Linked DNA regions of Mus musculus: all the other regions are linked to region 1. Evidence: chromatin loops called from intact Hi-C (ENCODE). Cell type or tissue: heart. All regions are shown on one strand. Each heading gives the region's core, and the rest is flanking DNA. Links, peaks and the distances in the headings are about the cores only.

Region 1 (7,293 bases), core at 932-5,931:
TTAAGATGTTTTTTGCTACTGGTAAAACTTTGTGACTGTAGAAAATCTTAGGGAGCAATTTGAGACTCAGAAAGGCACATACTTATTACTTAAGGAAGGGAATTTTTAAGGTTAGGGAACAACAACATTAACAGCACTGGCTGACTTGACTCTCACTGAGGCTGAACTGGTGATAATGGATTTCCTATGCCCACTTTTGCCCTCAGCTTCCTGATATGGTTTAATCAAAATTGCTGATGAGTAGATGTGTATTCTGACGATTTAAAGTAGCGATGACTGACTTTTTATATAAAAGTTTAGATTCGTCATTCTTTTGAGATTCTTATAAGATTACTTTTAAAGATAAATAATAAAATAATGAATCTTTTCTTTGTAACCACAAATTGCTGCCTGTCAATCTGAGAAACTTGCTGAGAAAGCTCCCTTGCTTGCCCACATTTTGTTAATCTATAACATGCTGCTTAGTTAAGAATGTACGTGGGTTCTTGGGAATAATTTGTTTTCTTTACTTGTATTATATGATGTTATATCTTTTACAGGTATTAGGGAACATATTGGTTTTTTTTTAATAGTCACTACTCACTAGAAGGAAAATAGAATGCGATTACATTGTCACTTTATACTGCTTGAAAAAATTTGCTGGTATATATAAGCTATGAGAGAAACAATAAACTTGTTGGAACTTTGTCCATCCATCAAATGTATATGTATGTGTTAAAGCCTGGGTAAAATGTCAAGACCTAGGCAGCTGTTACCTGGGTAGCCTATCATTATAAGGAAACTTTCTCATGTGTTTCTTATGTTACTAGGAAACTTTTTGCTGCCAAGATTGATTCCATATTTTGTTATATTTTTGCCCTTGGAAACCAATCACATTAAAAGTCAATACAACTGTTTTGTAGAGTTACCCACAATAAGCTTGGAGCCGGCACGATCACCCAGAAGCACTTCTTGCAATTGTGTATAAGCTTTTCTTGTGTTTGCCTTTATAAACTGCCCCTGGTTTGCAAGTTAAGACATAAGTGTTAGACAAGTCCCATCCTGGTAGACAAGTTAACACATGAATATTAGATAAGGCAATTCCCCCACTACAGTTGAATATCCCAACCAATGGGAGCAGGATAGATACACAACAAAGACAAGTTGCTAAGGAACTCTCTTATCCCTAAATTCTGATTGGTGAAATAACTTGGCATAAATATTTGTAGATTTTGGGCTTGAACACCCTGTAGGATCTTAACTCAGGGTCATTGTTCAGCCCCCAAATCTGGACCATGGCCCTGGAGCACATTCTCAGTCACCTGTCCTGAGCCGGGCGAGGTGGCCACGCCTCTAATCCCAGCACTCGGGAGGCAGAGGCTGCGGGTTTCTGAGTTCGAGGCCAACCTCGTCTACAGAGTGAGTTCCAAGACAGCCTGGGCTGCACAGAGAGACCCTGTCTCGAAAAAAAACCAAGAAAAAAAAAAAAGACCTGTCCTGGTCTGACTGAAATTAGTGTCTGTGTGGTTTGTGAGGCAATTCCTGCACCCCAACAGTATGTATATGTGTAAAACTTGTGTGGGTGTGTGTTGGAACTTGCTCCATCCACCAACTGTATGTATATGTGTATATTTGTGTGAAATGCTTGGAGCCTGCTTGCTGGAGCTTTGCTTCATCCATTCATTGGGTGACTATGTCTGTCTGTCTGTATGTCTATATGCATGTATTTATATGTATGAAAGTTATTGGAGTCTGACTTTTGCTACATCCACTCAGTGTGTGTGTGTGTGTGTGTGTGTGTGTGTGTGTGTGTGTATGACTTTCTCTCTCTTTACTTTCTACTGGTCCCTAATTAGTTAAAAGAGTTCAGAGTAATTTGCCGGCCACAGGGTGTGCCAGCTGCAGTGACTCAAGCTTTGCTCTCTCAGAGAAAGTCAGCTGAGTAATTTCTCTAATCTCTGCCTGCCATAGGCAGCAGCCAGCATCAGTCCAGATAGTGACCAGAACCCTGTCAGCCCTTGGTGCTAAGCTGTCAGCTGTTCTCAGTACTAATCCCAATTGCCAACAGCAACCTCACTGCCTGCCTTGGTTTACCCTGTAGTGTTAAAGACCAGCTGAAAACTTTGAGCATTCCACTCACTGTATTCTCAAAAAGAGCAAGGGTCAATATAAAGTTTTTTTTGGTGGCGATCGTCATAGCTATCATCATGTTCACAAGTAAAATGGTGTAAATAAACATAAGCTTATGCTTTGAAGTTGTGAGATGCTTAGTGTGCTGGAACGTGAAGATAAGGACCCTGGCACGGTCATCTTGGAAGGGAGGCCAACATTGCTAAATTAAATTTTCTGCTGTCTAGTTCTTCATGTATAAATAGTTTATCAGAGCTGTATATGTTAATAAATGTGCTTAACATGAGCCATCAGGTTATGCTAGACATATTGAGCTTAACCCTTCTATCCCTGTCTTCTCACCCCAGGTCCTTACACTGGTCACTCCATTTTGGGGGCAGGAGTGGCTAATTGTTGGTATTTGGTGTCATAGACCAAGCTGCTTTTGTGTGTGTGTGTGTGTGTGTGTGTGTGTTTCTTTGACTGTCCTGAGACTCTCCGTAGATTGGGTTTAAACTTTTGATGTCTTGTTTTCACCTCCCAAATGCTGGCATGATAAGCCTCTGTTACAACAGAAAGCTGGGGAAACGTTAATAATGTCTTGGCTACCAATATGCAGGGGAGAGAGGTGTGATCAATCCTAGGTGTGCCTTAGTGAAGTTGCTGATGCCTGATGAATAGCAAATTTTATATCCGATATTAAATTTGATCTAGGTGGGCTAGGCATCCTTAGCTGTGAGGCATGTGGATCACTCCACTGCACATTGTTTAATAATCCTTGTATTGTATCCTAGAGATCCTATGCCTACAAGGAGAAGTGCCTACTGAGTGCAGGAAAAAATGCAAGGGACAAGTTCTACTGCAATGCAAGTCTCTGCAGGTCTGGGAAAACTCTGTGCTTAAGATGGAAGCTGGAGCACATCACATACTTTCCTCCCTCCCCCCTCCCTCCCTCCCTCCCCCTCTCCTTCCCTCCTTCCTTCTTTCCTTTCCTCCTTTCTTCCCTTCTTCTTTCCCTCCTTTCTTTTTTTTAATGTGGCTATGATTTTTGAAAATTATTATTCATTTTGTCAATAAGGGTGTTTTACCTGCATGTATGTCTGTGCACCACCTGTGCATTTGGTGTCTTTGGAGACCAGAAAAGGACATCAGATCACCTGGCATTGGAGTTAAAAATGGCCGTGAGAATCTCTGTGGGTGTGGAAATCAAACCTGGGTTCTTTGAGAGAGCAGCCAGTGCTCTAAATTGCTGGGCCATCTCTCCAGCTCCATCTAGAAGGTCAGTTTAGAAAGGGCTTTCATAGATGATCCTTGTGATGGGGTCATGTGAACCACTGGGCTGTTAGACTTAAGAGAATTGTGTCGCTAAGGTAGCTGCTCCTGTCACTCAGCTCTCACCATCCAATCAGGACCTCCAGAAGGACCGTCACTTAGAATGGGGAGGGCACTTCCGGTCTGCCATGCTGGAGGCTAGGATACAGTGCTGAGAAAGGGGCTCCTGGTATTGCGTGGTACACTGCTACCCACTGGCGGGAGCTGAAAAGAGAGTGGGGAGAGCTCGGAATCTGCGCCATGGTGAGAGGGGCCGCCATCCCCATACGGGGAGGAGTCGCGGGAGCCCGCATGGCGTTCGTTCCGGGGTTCGCGAACCGGCAGCGAGTCGGTGCCCCCGTGAGGTCCCGTGAGTTCCGTGGGGTCCCTGCACCTCCCAGGCAAGAGCAGATCCCTGAATGACTTCGATCAGCTGCCTGCGCCTGCGCAAAGAATGGGGAACGGCGCCTTTGTGTGAAAACATCCTTGTTGACGTCACCGTGCAGCCAGTGCCTCTGCTGCTTTTATTATTGCAAGGGAAGGTAGATTTGCTAACAGGCAGAGCCCTAGTTCATCTAGCATCTTCTAGAAGTTCTGCACTTGGCACTTGACATTCGGGTGTAGGATCTGTCTGCAGTTAACTCTGCGCCGGTGTAAAGTCTGTGCTATTAACACATTCATGTAGATGGTTCACAGTAGTCCAGTCACGTGTTTTAGTAAGGCCAGACACACTGGGTTTCCTGGTTTCATGTGTCAACATTGATTATGTGTTAATTGTGTAGTTTGTTTTTTTCCCCCCTTAGTTTATTCTCATGTTCTGTCTCTTTATTCTTTCCCAGACATCTTTTGTTTGTTTGTTTGTTTGTTTGGTAGGTTTGTGTGTGTGTTATTGTTGTGGGTTGATTGATTTGCTTTGCTTTTTTTGAAACAAGAATTTCTCAGTGTGGACTAGGATGGCCTGGAACTCACAGAAATCCACTTGCCTTTCCTTCCCTAGGGTTAGGATTAAAGGTATGGACCACTACTGCATAGTTGTATTCAAAAATTTAAGTCAGAGGATGTTACAGTATTTAATATTCATTCTTGCCTTGATCATCTTTCACTCACGATTACCTTTTCTCATCAGTTTTTTGTTGTTGGAGCATAAATTGTTAGGCTTTTTATTGGACTTTTGCTGCCTCTGTAGCTCAAATTCTGTATTGTTGTAACATGATAGAGACATACTATCCAAGATGGCAGGACACCACATGGTAGCTTTCTACTCAAAGTTAGTTCAGCTCCCAGTTAAGGTGCGCCCATCCCAGTTTATCCCTGAGCCTTTTGCAAAAGGAGCTTTTAAGCACAAAAACCATGTTCTGGATTGACAAACTTCAGTTAAGAAGAACAGTCAGTCAGAAGTGGAACTAGAGAAGCCATGAACCAGGTTAGTTAATGAAGACATCCTGTAACTACGGACATCGATGGATTAGGCCTTTGCTTTTATGGTGGTAGGTGGCGCTGTCCATACTGAGTTTACAGCCTGAATGATACTGCCATCATGGAATCAGTTGTGCTAAGGTCTGGGGCTGTGTGTTACATTCCCCACTGGCCTTAGTGAATGAGTCAAATAATGGATTCATTCAATTTTAGTTTAAGATGCAGGGCCCCACTGTTAATCCAATCAGACTGAAAATTTTCAGTCAGTGCTGAAAGCAGGTTAGTTAGCTAGGGGACCAAGAGTACAGAGACTAGTATCAATTGTTTCCCTAAACATGGGAAGGTATTTTAAATTACTCCTGATCAATTAGCAAAGAAACAACAGGCTTTTTTTTTTTCCCCAAAGCAAGACATATTTTCTATTATCTTGTGAGAAGTAAATCTTCTCAATTTTGTAGGTTCATTTTTATAAGGGAATCTAACTTGTTTTAATTGAGAAGCAAACTTTTAATACCATTTGGTCCTGATCTTATACTTAGTTTGGAAAGCGTCAGAAGAGGCACATCTAGTCAATCCATTAGTACATGCCCACAAAGTACTCTCGGAGCTCGGTATGATCGTTATCCAGATGAATTCATCTATAGAGTAGAACATTAATATGGGCTGGCCCTAGTCACCATTGAATTTTGTCAGCCAATGAGCTGTTAGTCTGGCTAGTTCCTATCCACATGTAGTGTGACAGGGATCCGGTGTGTGAGCATAACCAACAGTCTTGACTGAATGCTGCCTGCAAATGTTTAACTCTGTCCCAGGGGATCCTTCCTGTGGCATAGAATCCCGCTCTACACTTTTTCCTATTTCCCCAGGGCCAGAATCTCTTTAAAGGAAGTTTTCTGAAAGCCCCAGTTTTAGAACCTCTCCCTCCCCCTTTTAATGGAAACTCCCTTCTTTTTGGCAACTAGGGGGCTCAGCTGCAGGGCATGCATAGAATTATAAACTCTTATGTCCCTATGTCAAAAGACAAACCTCCATATCTTTCCTTTCTATAATACAACTATGCATTTAAAGTGGGCATCAGCGAGCAAAGGTCAAAATGAATATTAGTTGCTGGTCTGTAGGTACATTAGGTAATACCTTCCCTGTATCTGTCTTAGTTCCCAGGTTGGGGAACTAAGCCTAAGGGGTTGGACCTGAGTTGGGGTTGGACCATGACTCTTATATTCGTATCAAACATAAGACTTGGGTAAAGGTGGAGGGGCAAGGAGAGGAAGGGAATGGAGAACAGATGAAACTTTAATTTTAATGGGTCCACACTCAAGAGACAGTCATTTGGCAGCAGTTGTGGCATCCAGATTTTGGTCTGGGTGTGGTGGATCCATGATGTAATACCAGCTACCTTCACGGCCACCTCTTAGGGTTCACCCAGGTTAGTTCCAGTGTCCCTTTGGCTGTTCACTTGACTCAGTATCATTGGACTGCAACAAGGGCAAACTGCTGGTGGATACGGAGGTCGGCTGTTTCTCTCAGGTAGTCCAGTAGTCTTTATGGAGGACTGGAGTGCCTGCAGTGATTGAGAAAGAACGGTTGGGAGAGTTCTGCCACCTGCAGTCTCTGAGCGTGTAAAAGAATGTAGAATGGTTTATGAACAAAATCTCATAGTGGAGTACATCCCCCACTACACGGGGTGCAGCTGACTAAAGCAAAGGAAGGAGGCCTGTCCATTCTTTGGTAGACTCTAATGAGAGTTTTGTTACAGGTTTTTCGTTTTGTTTTTTTGTTTTGTTTTGTTTTTTTGGTTTTTAGTGTCCTGTTTATTCTTTTTACCTGGCCAGAACACTGAGGTCTATATGCAGAATGAAGTTTCAATCTGTGTCTAAAGCTTTAGCTATTAGTTGAGAGATTTTGGCCGGGTCATTGCTGGATCCCATTTCTGGGGGAGGCCAAATCAGGGGACCAGTTCCTGGGAGAGTTTTTTAAGGTGCTATGTGAGTAGTTTTAGTGCAGGTGGGGGACATTTTTACCCACCTGGAAAAGGTATGTATAAAAACTAGCAAGTACTTTTATCCTCCCCGGTCAGTCCAGAACTTGGTTAAGTCAGTTTTCCCAGGGCTCTTTGGGATTTGTTCCCTCATTTGGACCCTTTTCTGGGTAAGGGCTCTTTGATTTTGATTCATTTGAGCACAAACCTGGCATCTGGCTGAGACATCCCGTGCCAGGCTGTCCAGTATAACATACCTTGGTCTGTGCAGGATCCCACATGGGTTGCTCGGTGGAGGTTAGTTACCGACAGTCCTGCCAGTTGTTTTTGTGAGAATGGTCTTTTGCTGTGGTTTCCTCCATCAACCTGTGGGTTTGAGTTGTGCATTTCTTCTTTGTCATGGAGTCTCAGGCAGGAAGGGGTCCTGGTATATCATCAGAATATCAACAGGCTCCATTGGTCTTAGGCCCTTTTGTGTGGCAGCTAGGTCAGAAGTCCAG
Region 2 (7,293 bases), core at 1,535-6,534, 710 kb before region 1:
CAAGCCATGAGAAACAAGGAGCCCCCAAGAAGAGGAAGGCACCCCAGCCTCCAGCCAGCACACCAGTTCCTGTAAGAGTTGGGGGGAGCCTGTGGCAAGGTGGGATTCTGCTAGCTCTAGAGACTTTACCTAAAGTGGTGTCCCCTGATGGGGAGGGGACAGGACGATCGGGATGCTTATGAGGAGATTGTACGCCTGAGACAAGAGAGAGGCCGGCTCCTGCAAAAGATCAGGGGCCTGGAACAGCACAAGGAACGGAGGAGGAAGGAGGTTAGGAGGCTGCAGCCCTGCAGTCTGGAGCAATTCCCTGGGATATCATACCACCTACCTTCCTATCCTTCCTTCACCCTTTCTTCCCCACTGTCCCTTTGCTCCTGACATGCAGCCCCCTCACTGGCCTTTCAACAATGCAGGCTCTGTTCAGCCCTAGGGCCTTTGCCCATGGTGTCTGCAGTACAGAATTGCTGTCTCTCCAGCTGTCCCCAAGGCTCCCTTTCTCCAACATCTCCCCTGCCACCATATTTGAAATTGTATGCTTCTTTCATTTCACCAGAGCACTCTACCACTCAAAGGCATGCTCGTGAGGGCAGGCTTGCCCATAAGGGCAGGCTCAGGTGAAAGTGCTGAGCTCAGAGTGGATGAATACTGGATGAGGAGTGGCCCACGGTGAGGAATGAGTGAACGCATGCATGCATGAATGAATGAATGGCCCTGCACAGGATCTGCTACACAGCAGGCAATGTACCTAAGCGCCCTGGGTGAAAGAACAGAATGGGGTCTGACAGTGTGAAGGATCGGTCAGAGTGGCACATAGTAGGTGCTCAGTGTACATGGAAAAAAGCCATGGCTACCAGACACTAGGTGGTAGGTGGCTGTCCAGTCCCAACCACTTCTACCTGCAGCCCCTGGAGGCGGAGGCCAGCTCAGTGCACAGCCTGGAGAGACAGGTAGGTGAGGAGGGCACAGCCAGTGTTTGGGAGGGTCCAGTGTCCTGAAGTCCTCAAGTGCTGACCTAGGCCTCTGTAGGTGCAGGAGCTGCAACAGATGCTGGCGGAGAAGCAGGAGGAGAAGGAGAGCCTGGGCCGGGAGGTGGAGAGCCTGCAGAGCCGTCTGTCCCTGCTGGAGGTGGGTGGGGCTTGGGAGTGCAGAGCCACAGAAGGAAGGTCCCTAGGGATTAGGGCGTTGCCTTAGGGGCAGGGCAAGAGGCTGGGTGGGGTGGAGCTTGGAATGGCCAAAGAGATGTAAGGAAAAGCAGGGAGTGAATGTGGAAAGAGGCTTTCATCAAAGTGTGTCCTGCCAGTGTTGGGAGGGGTAAGGGGTGGGGTCCCAGCATGGGTGAGGAGTGTGGTAGAGTGTGGCCAACTCTGACATGCCAGAACTTCACCTATGCACCATGGTGCATCCATAATGTCCCAGCCACACATGACTTCCATAAAAATCACACACTTATCAAGACTTCTGCAAACACACGCACCCATGCAAAGATTCTAGCCCCTCTGACACACACATCACAATCACACGTGCCCCAAACATATAAATATACCAGTCACACACAGGCCACAGCCCTCACACAGACACAGACACCCACACACTGCTCAGAGTGTGCAATTAGAGTTGGTGATATAGACCAGTCAATAAAGAGGTTGCTGCCAACCCTACTGACCTGAGTCCACTCCCCACATGACAGAAGGAGAGAACCAATTCTTCTGACTGCTGACTTGTACTGTGGCGTGTGTGCACATCCTGCAGGCACACACAGAATAAGTGTGATAAAATGTCCCTCCAAGCACACCATGGCACAGACATACACAGAGATGAGCATGTATTTGGGGATGTGCTGGGATTCAAGCCCAGAGCCAGACTCTGGCCAGAACATCCCTCAGTGATGAGTGCTTGCCTAGCATGTGTGAAGGCCCTGGTCCATACCTGCATCTCACTAGAAGGTGGAAGGGCCATTTGGGTGCTCAGCAGACACAGACACAGCCAGTTTGGAGCTGACCCCCAATCCCGCTGTTGTGTGGATATATGGACATTGTCAGTTTGGGAGGACCTAAAGTCTCTTGTCAGTAAGGAGCAGGGTCTGAAGGTCTACTTTGTGCTGGACTCCTAGAATGAGAGAGAAAACACAAGCTATGATGTAGCTACCCTGCAGGATGAGGAGGGTGAGATGCCTGACTTCCCAGGTGAGATCTGCCCCTCCACACACACACACACACCCTCCCTGCTGCCTACCCGGGATTCTGAGGGGTGGATGGCCATGTGGACACAAAACCACGACCATGGCCTTCCATGGAGGAGGCACATGATGCCAGAAGGGCACAGACACTATGATCCCCACCTGCCTGAGGCAATGCACCTCCCCACTGAGCAGTTCCTGACTGTCCCTCATGGCATGTGTCCCCAGCCTGACTCTGTGCTGTTCTCAACCTTGTCAGGAGCTGATGCACTGATGCCAAAGAACCAGAGTCCATCAGCAGAGGAAATAGTTGCTTCCCTACAGGAGCAGGTGGCTCAGCTCACCAGGCAGAACCAGGAGCTGCTGGAAAAGGTCCAGGTGGGGAAACTGAGGCAGTGGACATCTCTGCAGACCTCGGGGTGGGCAGGGAACATGGTGAGCCCACCTCTTAGCCTGCCTGCCTCCCCACCCCCAGATCCTTGAGGAGTTTGAAAAGGATGAGGCGCAGATGGCAGAAGAAAGTCAGGCCGAGGTCGTCCCCCTGGTCTTGTATGAATCCTTACGGGCAGAGCTTGAGCAGCTTCGGAGGCAATACACAGAGGCCATGCATTCGCAGCAGCAGCAGCAGGAGGGGGAGCCACCCAGGGCTCAAGAAGGAGAAGAGACAGCATACCAGGAAATCAAGGATAAGGGAATCACTATCCAGAATGGACCCAGCGTCCCAGACCTCAACGGCACCACATATGCAGAAACCAAAGCAAATGGAATGGAACTCCAAGCAGGAGGCTCCAAGGGTGTCTGGAATACTGAAGCAGGGGTTTCAGAAGCAGCACCCATAGAACCCGAGGCTGCAGGTTCAGAGGCCACGGGGAAAGACAGACTGGCAGCCAAGGAAATGGACACTAGTGCTACTATGGCTGAGGCCCTAAATGTGAAAGCTCTAGGTGACAATGCCGAAAGTGAGCCAGTGGCTGCCGAAGATACAGGAGGAAAAGAGAATCCAGGAATGAAAGCTGATGAGGTGGATGTGTTGGCACAGGCAGGGCTCACAGGTACAGTGATTAGAAACATGGAGGCCATCGGAGTGCGGGATACAGGAATTCAGGCCACAGGATTAGAGGCTAAGGCAGTGAAGACCACTGGAGTGCAGGCCACAGTGGCGGAGGTCATAGGAGTGAAGGTCACAGGAGTGCAGACCACAGCGATAGAAGCTATAGGAGTCAAGGACACCACCCAGGTGGCCACAGGAGCGCAGGCCGATTGCTGGCAGGCCACGGAGGCAGACTGCACCGGAGCGCAGGACACAGCTATGGAGCCCACGGGGGCACAGGCCACTGTGACAGAGACTACGGAAGCCGAGACCAGCGGCACGGAGGACCCTTGCGCTGCGATCCTGCACCCGGGGGCGGCGGCGGCGGCGCTGCAGGCCGAGCTGGAGACCCGGATCCGCGGTCTGGAGGAGGCGCTACGCAGAAGGGAGCGGGAGGCTGCGGCCGAGTTAGAGGCTGCTCGGGGCCGTTTTGCAGAGGCTGAGGAGGCGGCGCGGGGGCGGAGCCGCGAGCTAGAGGCGCTTCGGGAATTGCTGGCCACGGCCACGGCTACCGGCGAGCGCGCACGCACAGAGGCCGCCGAGTTGCGCCAAGCGCTAGCTGCCTCCGAGGCTCGGGTCGCCGAACTCAGCTCTACCGTGGACGCCGCTCGCGAGGAGCTGGAGCGCATGCGCGGGGCCTCGGTTCCTGCGGACGAGCACGAGCACGCGCTGAGCGCCCTGCGCGACCACGTGACCCGGCTGCAGGCGCAGCTGGCGGACCTGGCGCGCAGGCACGAGAAGACTAGCGCAGAGGTCTTCCAGGTGAGCGCCTGCGCCAGGCTGTCCTTTCAGAGGATTTCCGCGTGGGCCTGGGCGTCTGCGTGAATGTCTATCACATATACGCAGTACTCCGGAGGCCAGAAGAGGGCGTCCGATTTACTGGATGTTGGAGTTACAGACATGAGCCACCGCGTGGGTGTTGGGAACTGAACCCTGGTCTTCTGCAAGAGCAGTGATCTAACCCCCTTTGCTATTTCTCCAGCCCATAGTATTTCTATTTAGTTTTAATTTATTATTTTCTATGTGGTGCACACACATGGCATGGTGGGAAAGTCAGATGGCAGCCTGTGGGACACAGTCCTCTCTTTCTCATGTGGATCCTGAGCACCAACCAAGGCTATTAGGCTTAGCTGCAAGCACCTTTACCCTGAGCCATTCCCGAGCCCCCTGGTCTGTGTGTGTGTGTGTGTGTGTGTGTGTGTGTGTGTGTGTGTGTGTTTTGTTTTGTTTTTATAGCAGAGACTTGTGTGGTTGAGGCTGATTTTGAAAGCCTGATCCTTTAGCGTCTACCTCCCAATTAGAGGGATGATAGGTGTAGCATCAGTAGGACCTGTTTACACAGAGGTGCATGTTGGGCCAGCTCTCTACCCACTGAGTCCCATCTGAGTTGAAAATTTTGTTTTTGCCAACTATATTGTGTGCCCATAGCTTCACAGTGAGGCCCTGTCTCAACAAAACAAAACAAAAAAAGCGAACAAACTTCCTTAGAAGGGATTGTGTGTGTGTGTGAGACAGTTTTCGTTCTTGCTTTGGCCTTGAAGTCACAGTGTAGCTTTGGAACTCCTGATCCTCCTGCCTCAGCTTCCCGAGTATCTGGGTCACAGGCTTGCACCACAAATGAGGCCACCAGGGCACAAAGAGGCCTAACCAGCTGTCCAGGGACAAACAGCCAGTAGCCAGTGGCTCTTGGCAGGACCGGGATGTTACCAGGGTCGGGTGGGAATCAGAACCTTCCTTGAGGTGGAATGGTATCAGTTCAGCATGGAAGGGTGGGAAGAGCCGAAGGATCCAAGCCACTTTGGGGTCTAAATGTCCCGAGAGTCACGCATGGGCTTGGGCCACAGGTGCAGCGTGAGGCATTGTTTATGAAGAGCGAGAGGCACGCAGCCGAGGCCCAGCTGGCCACGGCCGAGCAGCAGCTCCGGGGGCTTCGTACAGAGGCCGAGAGGGCGCGCCAGGCCCAGAGCCGTGCCCAGGAGGCCCTGGACAAAGCCAAGGAGAAGGACAAGAAGGTGGGTTCCCTCCTTGCTCACTGTTGGTGTCCACTAACCCGAGATTACACAAAACTGAAGAACCTCCCAGCCAGCAAGGGCTTGAGAATTTAGCCCATTTCTCACATGTGAAACTGAGTCCCAGAGAAGGAAGAAAGTCTCAGCAGATTCACTTTTGGTGTTGATATGCAATGGTAACCATGGTAACAGATATCCAGCCTGTAACGTGTTCTCTAATTATCCCCATTTGAAGTAATATGCACAGAGAGGTGATACCACTCCGACAAGGTTACATGGCCACGAAATGGGTCATAAGCTGGGATTTGAACCCATTTACATATTTAAAAATGTTTAAAATGACACATATTTATTTATGTTGGACTTGGAGCATGCATGTGTGGTCAGAGGACAACTTGCCTGAATCCATATTGTGCAAGCATGTGGGTCCCAGGGATTAAACTCAGGTAGAGAGACAGGCTTGGCAGCACGTGTCTTTACCCCTGAGCTGTATCATTGGCCCCCAATTGTATCTTTTTGTGTATGCCCCTTGTGTGCATGTGCATGCGTGGAAGTCACAGGTCAATGTTGGGCATCCCATAAAATGAGATAAAAATCCTAAGTTGGCTTTATGGGTTGCTGGGTCTGGCCAGGCAGCCCCAGGCCCTGTTTTTTTTTCCAAGGTGTGCCAACACAGGCCTTAAGATAAGGGGATGCAGGGTGTTTTCTATGAAGAACCAAACCAAAACAAAAAACTGTATTTATTGACCTGGAGGCTCCATAATGTCTGGTCCCTGTTTGCTGTGAACAGACATGGCTGTGTAACAATAAAACTTTATTAATAAGTGTCATATGTGATTTGGAATCCCTTCAGTGGTCACAAAATAGATCTTTCTTTGGATTTCTTTTTCTCCAGATATTTAAAAATATGAGGAACATTTTAAGCCCTGGGCTGTATAAATACAGAGTTTTTTGGAATGTTCTCACAGCATTCGGAATTCTCCTCAAATGAGGGGATTCCTGGACTGTGTTCTGGCAAGCACCAGTGTGGTCAGAGGCTGAGTCAGCTCAGCTCCTGGCTCGAATCAGTGACCCTGTGCCAGGCTGCCCAGGAAAGGTGCCAGAGGTTCCTGGTCCCTGCCTGGCTCGGCATGTTCACTCACAGGGTCCCCTCCCTTTTGCCAGATCACAGACCTGTCCAAAGAAGTCTTTACACTGAAGGAGGCTCTGAAGGTGCAGCAGTCCACCCCAGCCAGCTCCAAGGAGGAGGAGGCTCTGCGCGGCCAGGTGACAGCCCTGCAGCAGCAGATACAGGTACTGGCTCTGTATATGGGGCAGGGGTGATGGGAGCCATAGACAGAGCAATCGGGGTAGAGGTGGGGGTGGCTGGCAGGGTACAGGCTGGGCAGGGGACCTCAGACACTTCCCGAGGCAGTCACTAGCAGCCACTGGACATGGGGTTTTGACTCTGTGGGCGTGTCTCCCTCTAGATGGGCTTCCCTCCCTTTCCATTCCAAGCCCCCTTCTCTCCTTCCCTTCCCTCCTGTTCCCTTCCTCCTTCTCCACCTCTCTTTTGTGGCAGGGTCTCAGGTAGACCAGGCTGACCTCAAATTCACAATGTACACAAGGATGACCTTGTACCTCTGATATCCCCATCTCCCGTGTGTCCACAGGAGGAGGCCCGGGAGCATGGCGCTGTGGTGGCTTTATACCGCACCCATCTCCTGTATGCCATTCAGGTGAGTCCTCTGCCTCCTGACTCCAGTCCAGCTTTATTGATCCCCTGACACTACCTGGGCCTCGGTTTCTCCTTCTGTTCAGAGCCAGCCTCATGGTTTCTGGGAACATCCCTGTGCACTGACTTATTTCTTGGGGGCATTGATACCCTGGGTTTGAATAGACAGATTTGCAAGGGAAAGGGTAGCATCTACCAGAAGCATCAGGGTGTGACTCTGCCTCTGTCATCTCCCACCTCACCAGGGACAGATGGATGAGGATGTACAGTGCATTTTGAGCCAGATTCTGCAGATGCAGCGGCT
Region 3 (7,293 bases), core at 1,188-6,187, 110 kb before region 1:
AAGGGAGGGAGAACCTGTCAAGACCATATCCAGAGGTTAGACATGCACCCCTTCCTCCCTTCCCCCCTTCCGGTTGAGGGATGGGGCCACCCATCTATCTCCAAAATTTTAGCCCAGAATTGCTCCTGTCTAAAGAAAGTACAAGGACAAAGAGTGGAACAAAGACTGAAGGAAAGGCCATCCAGAGACTGCCCCACCTGGGGATTGATCCCACATGCAGATGTCAAACCCAGACACTATTGCTGATGTCAAGAAGTGTTTGCTGACAGGAGCCTGATATAGCTGTCACCTGAGAGGCTCTGCCAGGTCCTGACCAATACAGATGCGGATGCCAGGCTGAGCACAGGGACCCCAATGGAGGAGTTAGGGGAAAGACTGATTTATCTGGCATCAATAGGAGGGGAGGCTTTTGGTCCTGTGAAGGCTTGATGCCCCAGTGTAGAGGAATGCTAGCGTGGTGAGGCAGGAGTCGGTGGGTGGGTGAGCACCCTCATAGAAGCAGGGTAAGGCAGGGTGGGATGGGGGTTTGCGGAGGGGAAACTGAAAGGGGATAACATTTGAAATGTAAACAAATAATATTTCAAATTTTAAAAAATATCTAAAGCTTTAGACATATATAGCAAACTTCATTATGCATACAGACCTGAGTTTCTGGCCAAGTGAAAAGAATAAACAGGACATTAAAAAAATAAAAACAACAACAACAACAAACAAAAAACCTTTTAAATAAATTCTCATTAGAATCAACCAAAAAAATGTCTATGGCTCCCTCCTTTGCTTTTCTTTGGCCAGCTTCACCCCATATGGGGGAAGGTATACTGCACTGTGCTCTTTGACAGGCTTAGAGACTACATTTGGCAGAATTCTCCAACCATTCCTTTTTCAAGTGACTAAGTGCAGTCTTGAGAGAACCAGCCAACCTTCAAGTCCACCACCAGTATGCCCTTGTTCTAGTCTAATAATACTGTTTGTGAGTATCTGAAGGGACAGTTCAGCCTGGAAGAACCCTAAAAGGTGTTCACTCTGTGGAAGTGAAGGTGGCTGGCATTACACCATGGATCGATCCACTATAGCCAGATCAAAAAGTAAATGCCATAAATACTGCCAAATATCTATATCTGGACTATGGACCAATTCAAATTAATGTTTCATTGGTTTTCCAGGTCCTTCCACTCCTTTCCTCTCTACCTCCACCTGAGTCTTATATGGTATGAATAAAGGGTCATGGTACAACCCCCACTGGACTCAGGCCTGGGTCTGGAAACTAAGAAAAACATATACAGGGGAGATATTAGCTAATGTAACTACAAACCAGGAACCCATATTCATGTTGACCTTTGCTCACTGATGTCCAGTTTAAATGTCAGGTTGTATTACAGAAAGGAAAGATGGGGTTTACCTATACAGATAGAAATACAGACTTTACAGTTCTACACATGCCCTGCAGCTGAGGCCCCTGGTTGCCAGAAAGAAGAAAGTTTCCATTACAGAAATAGTGTTTCTAAGACTGTGGATTCCAGAAAAATTCCCTTAAAAGGATTCTGGCCTTGGGCAAACAGGAAAAACCCAGAGAATCAGGCTCTATTCCACAGGGAGGGACTCTGGGGATGGAGTTAAACATTCCCAGGCAGAATTCAGCCAAGATTGCTGCTTTTCCTTAGACACATGGCCTCTCTGTACTACATATGTATAGGAGCATACTAGGCTTTCAGCCCACTGACTAACAAAACTCACAGTAACAACCCATATTATTAGTGTTCTGCTTTGTAAGTTAATTCATCTGGATATCCAACAGTATTGCTGAGCCTTCTAAACTACTTTGTGGGCATATACTAATGGCTTGACTAAATATATCTCTTTTGATCCTTTACAAACTAAGTACACAGGTTGATCAAGAGCTAATGCTATTAAAATGTTTCTATTAAAACAACAGTTAGAGTCCCTTACAGAAATGATCCTACAAAATTGAAAAGGCTTCAACTTACTTCTTCTGACAGAAAAGAAATTATGTCTGGCTTTGGGGAAAAACCCCTATTGTTTCTATGCTATTTAACCAGAACTAATTTAAGAATTACTGCCATGGTTAGGGATAAAATTGATACTTGTCTCCATTTTCTTGGTCCTCTGGCTAACTACTCTGCTTTTGGCACTGACTGAGCCTTTAATTTTCATTCTGATTGGATTAACAGTGGGGTCCTACATCTTAAACTAAAATAGGATGAAATCATGATTTGACACATTCACTAAGACCAGTGGGGAATGTAACAAGGGCCCTGACTCTATGATGACAGTACCATTCAAGCTGTAACTTCAACACAGAGACAGTACCATCTGCCAACAAAAAAACACAAAGGCCTAGTCCATCAAAGTCCAAAGTTATGGGATAGTCTCTACATGTACTACCTTACTCATGTTGTCAACATGGTTTTTTGTGCTTAAAAGCTCCTCATGAAAAAGGCTCAGGGGTATACTGGGATGGACTTGCCTTAGCAGGGAGCTGAGCTAAACCTTGACTAGAAAGTAATTATGTGGTTTCCTGCCATCTTGGCTCTTATATCACTATCATATGGATTTTAAGCTATGGATCCATAGACCCAATGAAAAGTCTAACAATTTAAGCTATCAACAACAGAAAGCAGATGAGAAACAGTATTCAGTACTCATGAATGAAAATTGGTTAACAAAAGATTGAATATATACAGTACACACAGTGACATTCTCTGACTTCAATTGTCAAATACAACTGCAATAAGGGCTATATTGTAGCTAAGCAGTGGTGGCCCACACCTTTAATCCCAGCCCTTGGGAAGGAGAGGCACATTTGTACTTCTGTGAGTTCCAGGCCAGCCTAGTCTACACAGAGAAATCCTGCTTCAAAACAAAACAAAACAAAACACAAACAAAACCCCCATACACAAGCAACCAACCAAACCAAGCAAACAATCTAATAAAAAACAACTTCCTGGGGAAGAATAGAAAGATCGACAAAATATGAGAAGGAAAAAACCCACACCATTAAAATTGTGTCAATTTTGACAACTTAGGCAGGGGAACACAGTGAGTCTGGCCTTACTAACACACGTGACTGGACCACCGTGGCATCCACATGCGAATGTGTTAATGACACAGACCTTACACTGCGCACAGTTAACTGCGATGGATGCTACACCCGAATGTCACGTGCCTGGTGCAGAACTTTAGAGGGCACAGAGAAACTAGAGCTCTGCCTGTCAGAAAATCTGCCTTTCCTGGAGACGGTAAAAGCAAGTGAGGCGCTCACTGCATGGTGACGTCAGCATCAGGGATGTTTTCCCACAAGGGCTCCGAGCTCCCCATAGTCGGAGCAGGGGGTGGAACTCAAGGAGGTCATTCAGGGAGGTGCAGGGAACTCAAGTGAACAAACAGAGAAACACCTGACGCTGATTCCCCGCAGCCCCTGGACAAACACCACAGGGGCCCCGCGGATCCGCCCCGCATTTGGACAGCGATCCAGCTCACCATGGCGCAGGCTGCAAACTCGCACAACTCTCCTCCCAGCTCCCGGCAACAGATCACATCAAAGCACACGGAATCACAGCCGACTTCCACAGAGCCTCAGCCAAGACTGCAGTATGGCGGACCGGAAGTGCTCTCCCCATTCTAACTGCTCGGTCCATCTGGAGTCCCTGATTGGCTAGTGAGGCTTGAGTGACAGGAACAGCTCCCACAGTGACAGATTGCACTGATGTTTCCAGCCCTGGCTTCCACCTCAGGCACAGAACTGCCCCAGACCTGAGGAGTTTGGCACTGCAGTAGAACTTGAGCCTGAACTGCAAAGTTGTCCCCACATTTTTCCTACACTCAGTAGACACTCTTCCTTCGAGTAGGCACAGGAGAGGGTCTCTAGCTTGCAATGACCATTAAACAATGTACAGGGGGTGAACCCACTGCTTCACAGCTATATGGGCGCCCAGCCCGTCCAAGTCGAACTTAAACTACCTAATTGATACGCACCATTCAGGCATTAGCAATTACAGTAATGTTGCTCACATTTCTCTCCACTGCACATTAGTAGCCAAAAGATTAACTTTCCCAGCCTTTTGTGGTGACACTGGCCTATCATGTCAGCATTTGGGAGGTGAAAGCTGGATATAAAAACATTTACGTCTGGTCTACAGAGTGAGTTTCAGAACAGTCAGGAAAAACCAAAACAAGCAAACAAATAAAATGCAAGAAACTTGATTTATGGCACCAAATGCAAACAATTAGGCTTCCCAAACAGGAGGTGACCAGGGTCAGATGATAGATATAGACAGTTTGAGATTAGCATGTCTTGCATAACACAATGGCTCATGTTAACCGAGTTTGTTAAGATGTACTGCTCAGGCAGATTATTTGTACATTATCTCCAAGGCATTTCTTTTACATTAAGCAACTAACTCTACTCTGAGTTGGCAAAGAAAAGAAAATCAAGGAAGACAGAAAGCAAAGACATTTGTGATGAAAGGAGTAAGAATCATGAAAAGAGGACCTGTCCAGTAACACCCTTTGCAGGATGTGTCAAGGTCTGTCTTTCTGTACAGACTTTGCCTCAGGCCTGCTCAGGCTGTGCTTACACAGAATCCAGACTGGAGACTGGAATTATTTACTGTGTGCTCTTCTTACCTATAAGGATCTGGGACCTAGAAGGCTGGTCATCACACATCTGGGCAGTGACTCCCATTGGGACTAAGGTGCTAGATGTCATGTATGTGTCCACAACATTGCTGTTCTGTACCTATGACACTTGCTTATGCTACTGGGATGACCACACAGGTTCTGGGTAAATGACAACCACACATGAAAAACCCCCTACTCTGGTGTGTGTGTGTGTGTGTGTGTGTGTGTGTGTGTGTGTGCATGGTACAGGCCACAAGGCCCTTGCCTGCATGCCTTCCATCTGACAGACCTTACTCTTGGTGGTGGATTTCACCACCAAGCATCATTATCATGCTGTCTTACAACCTCCGTATTCTGGACTTTTAAAATTCAGTGCAGGCCACCACTTCCTGAGGGTTATTCAGGTAAGCCACTCAGGGACATATCTTGCCTAGCAGGTGAAGTTTACATTGCTCCTCTCTCCATCACTGCTGTGCATCTAGATCTGTTCCTTTGACATCTCGGAACAGAAAGCGGTAGAAGGAAGTGTTTTTTAAGACATCATTGTACATATATGGCTGCTTTCCTACGTTTATACCTGTCCTCAACATCTGTGAAGTGTCCTTCGAGATTAGAAGAGGCTTGTTGGATTCCCTGGAAGTATAAGCATTTGATAGCCACCATGTATGTTCTGGGAATTGAATCTTAATCCTTTGGGAAAAAAACAACTAGTGCTTTTGACTGCTGTCCAGTCCAGGTAGAAGTAAGACTTCAAACCAGCCTACAATGAAACCTTTTCTCCTAACTTTGACTACAAAGTGGCTCCTGGGAATAAAAATACAATATTAGATAACTAAATAAAGGGCAGGAGAGATAAGATCATTGGGTTTAGAACACTGGCTGTTCTTTCAGGGGATCAAATATCAATGGCTTGAAACCACATTGTAGCTCAATGCAATCTGTAATTGCCATCTCAGAGGACCAGAGACTCTCTTGTAGCTTCTTCAGGGCGTTGCATGCATGTGGTCCACCACATACATGTAGTAAAAATACCTATAAATATAAATAAAAATTGAGATTCTAAGAAAAGTAGATAATTTACATCATGAACTGGACACTCTGGTGTCCTTAACCAAAAGTGGCCATAAGTGAAACCTGAACTGTGATGGTGGTGTCAAGATGTCTGTACTCACTATCTTGACAGATGGAAGGCATGCAGGCAAGCACCCTATCATGAGAAGCTATTTAAACTTAAAGTCTGTATGATGCTAGGGTTAGATTTGTGTTTGGAAAACTATAGCCCTATAGAATTGATTGGAGAGTATCAAAAGTGAGGTCAGATTCTAGGTAAAATGATTAAGACAGATCTTAGTTATTGACATGGGAAAAATCTACCAGAAGTGAACTTAGCATGGATGTATAGGGGTGAATGACTAGGATAATTAGGGCGCTAAGGGCCTGCGGAACCCAATAGAATCAGAAAACTGAAAATGTGTAGTTAAAGGATGATGAGCTTGGTGTCCTCAGACTGAATCTTAATCCTCACATTCCTGATGGCTGGGGATTCTGACTTTGTTTGAACCCTAATATACACATCATGGAAAGAGATAGCCAACTCCTACAAGTTGTTATCTGGTCCCACGTGGGGAGCATGACATGGACATGACCCTCCCCATACAAGCTAGCAAACAAATAAATATAATTTAAACATTAAAATATATCTACATTCATGTAAGGAAAGCTACCCATCCCTTCAAAGTTGGCAAGGATCCCGCCTCAGTTTTCTTCCTCAGTGCTGAAATCAAAGATGTGTTCTAATTCTCCTCAATCCTTGTCTTACAATTCAGTTTGGTGACCATTTATCTCAGTTCAAGGCACCCAATTCTGAAATATGGATACCATCCAAATAAACTCAGTTGATCTGTTCCTTATGTGATATTGAAGATTAGAACACTCCTACTAAAAACTACTATCTACTTGTATCTGTTTACATTGCTATAGGTAGTATAACTGCATCTCTTTATCTAGTGAAATACTGTTTAGATATACTTGGAATTTTGGTAATTCAAATCAATGAAATATTACAAAATATTATATGACAAAGCATTTCAATATTAGTTTTGAAGCTGAATAATAATATTTGAGAACTCAGAAGGACATTGAGCCTAGCATTTCAGTGTCATTGGTACAAGCTAGTATTTCAACATACTGATTTATTTATTTATTATGAAATAAGGTGTCATGCATGAATTTCAAGCTGACTTCAAACTCTCTATGTAGTCAAAGATGTCCACAAACAAATAAATGGTTTTGGTTAGGTGGTTGGTAGTGTGTTGTGTTGTGTTGCATTTTGTTTCTCATGAGGACAAGTTCTCTTGCTGTACTGCATGCTAGCAGATAATTTGCTGTCCCCTTGGCTTAGCTTCTCTAGTGCTAGGATTACAGCTGTTTACTCAGTGTATGCTACTTTAAGAGCTTGATACAATTCTAAGGAAGCTCTGGACCTAATGAGCTTCAAACTCAGCTTTAATCCCTTTTTCACAAAATGTAGACTTTTATGTTAAGAGAACAAAAGATCTGTGTATGAAAAAAATGAAGCCACCAAGTCCTGAAAGTGTAAGGAAAATTATTTCCTAGCTAATGAAGTCTGCATTGCTGCTAACATAAATTCTGTGA

The links. A loop is a pair of places that touch in the nucleus more often than their neighbours do. Peaks named below come from ENCODE experiments on the same cell type or tissue, not always from the same donor. Only the 100,000 strongest peaks of a DNase experiment are listed, where the experiment ranks them.
Region 2: a loop joins it to region 1, with 8 times the contacts of the local background. A loop is called at or near these places in 2 of 42 quality-filtered maps.
Region 3: it touches region 1 in a loop (4-fold over the local background); 5 of 42 quality-filtered maps call a loop at or near these places.

What each region holds. Positions count from the first base shown.
Region 1 is chr10:82,350,719-82,358,011 of GRCm38, forward strand. Gm4924 reads left to right here and starts at 3,807. Exons shown (of 4, transcript XM_017314182.1): 1 at 3,807-3,941. The coding sequence starts at 3,819. In heart, for the core only: no CTCF peak of the experiment used is centred there; DNase peaks (open chromatin) are centred at 3,533 and 3,813; H3K4me3 peaks cover 1,332 bases; H3K27ac peaks cover 1,161 bases.
Region 2 is chr10:81,639,866-81,647,158 of GRCm38, forward strand. It overlaps Ankrd24 (ankyrin repeat domain 24), which reads left to right. Exons shown (of 20, transcript NM_001374016.1): 11 at 1-71; 12 at 163-270; 13 at 903-947; 14 at 1,027-1,125; 15 at 2,111-2,183; 16 at 2,436-2,554; 17 at 2,652-4,028; 18 at 6,440-6,568; 19 at 6,928-6,993; 20 at 7,235-7,293. Among named protein-coding and RNA genes, the nearest start is that of Gm10778, 5.6 kb to the right of the region's middle. In heart, for the core only: a CTCF peak has its summit at 4,126 (motif pointing right); DNase peaks (open chromatin) are centred at 2,706 and 3,886; H3K4me3 peaks cover 2,279 bases; H3K27ac peaks cover 1,919 bases.
Region 3 is chr10:82,237,673-82,244,965 of GRCm38, forward strand. It overlaps Zfp938 (zinc finger protein 938), which reads right to left and starts at 3,603. Exons shown (of 4, transcript NM_001105557.2): 1 at 3,499-3,603. The coding sequence starts at 3,501. In heart, for the core only: no CTCF peak of the experiment used is centred there; a DNase peak (open chromatin) is centred at 3,669; H3K4me3 peaks cover 1,412 bases; H3K27ac peaks cover 989 bases.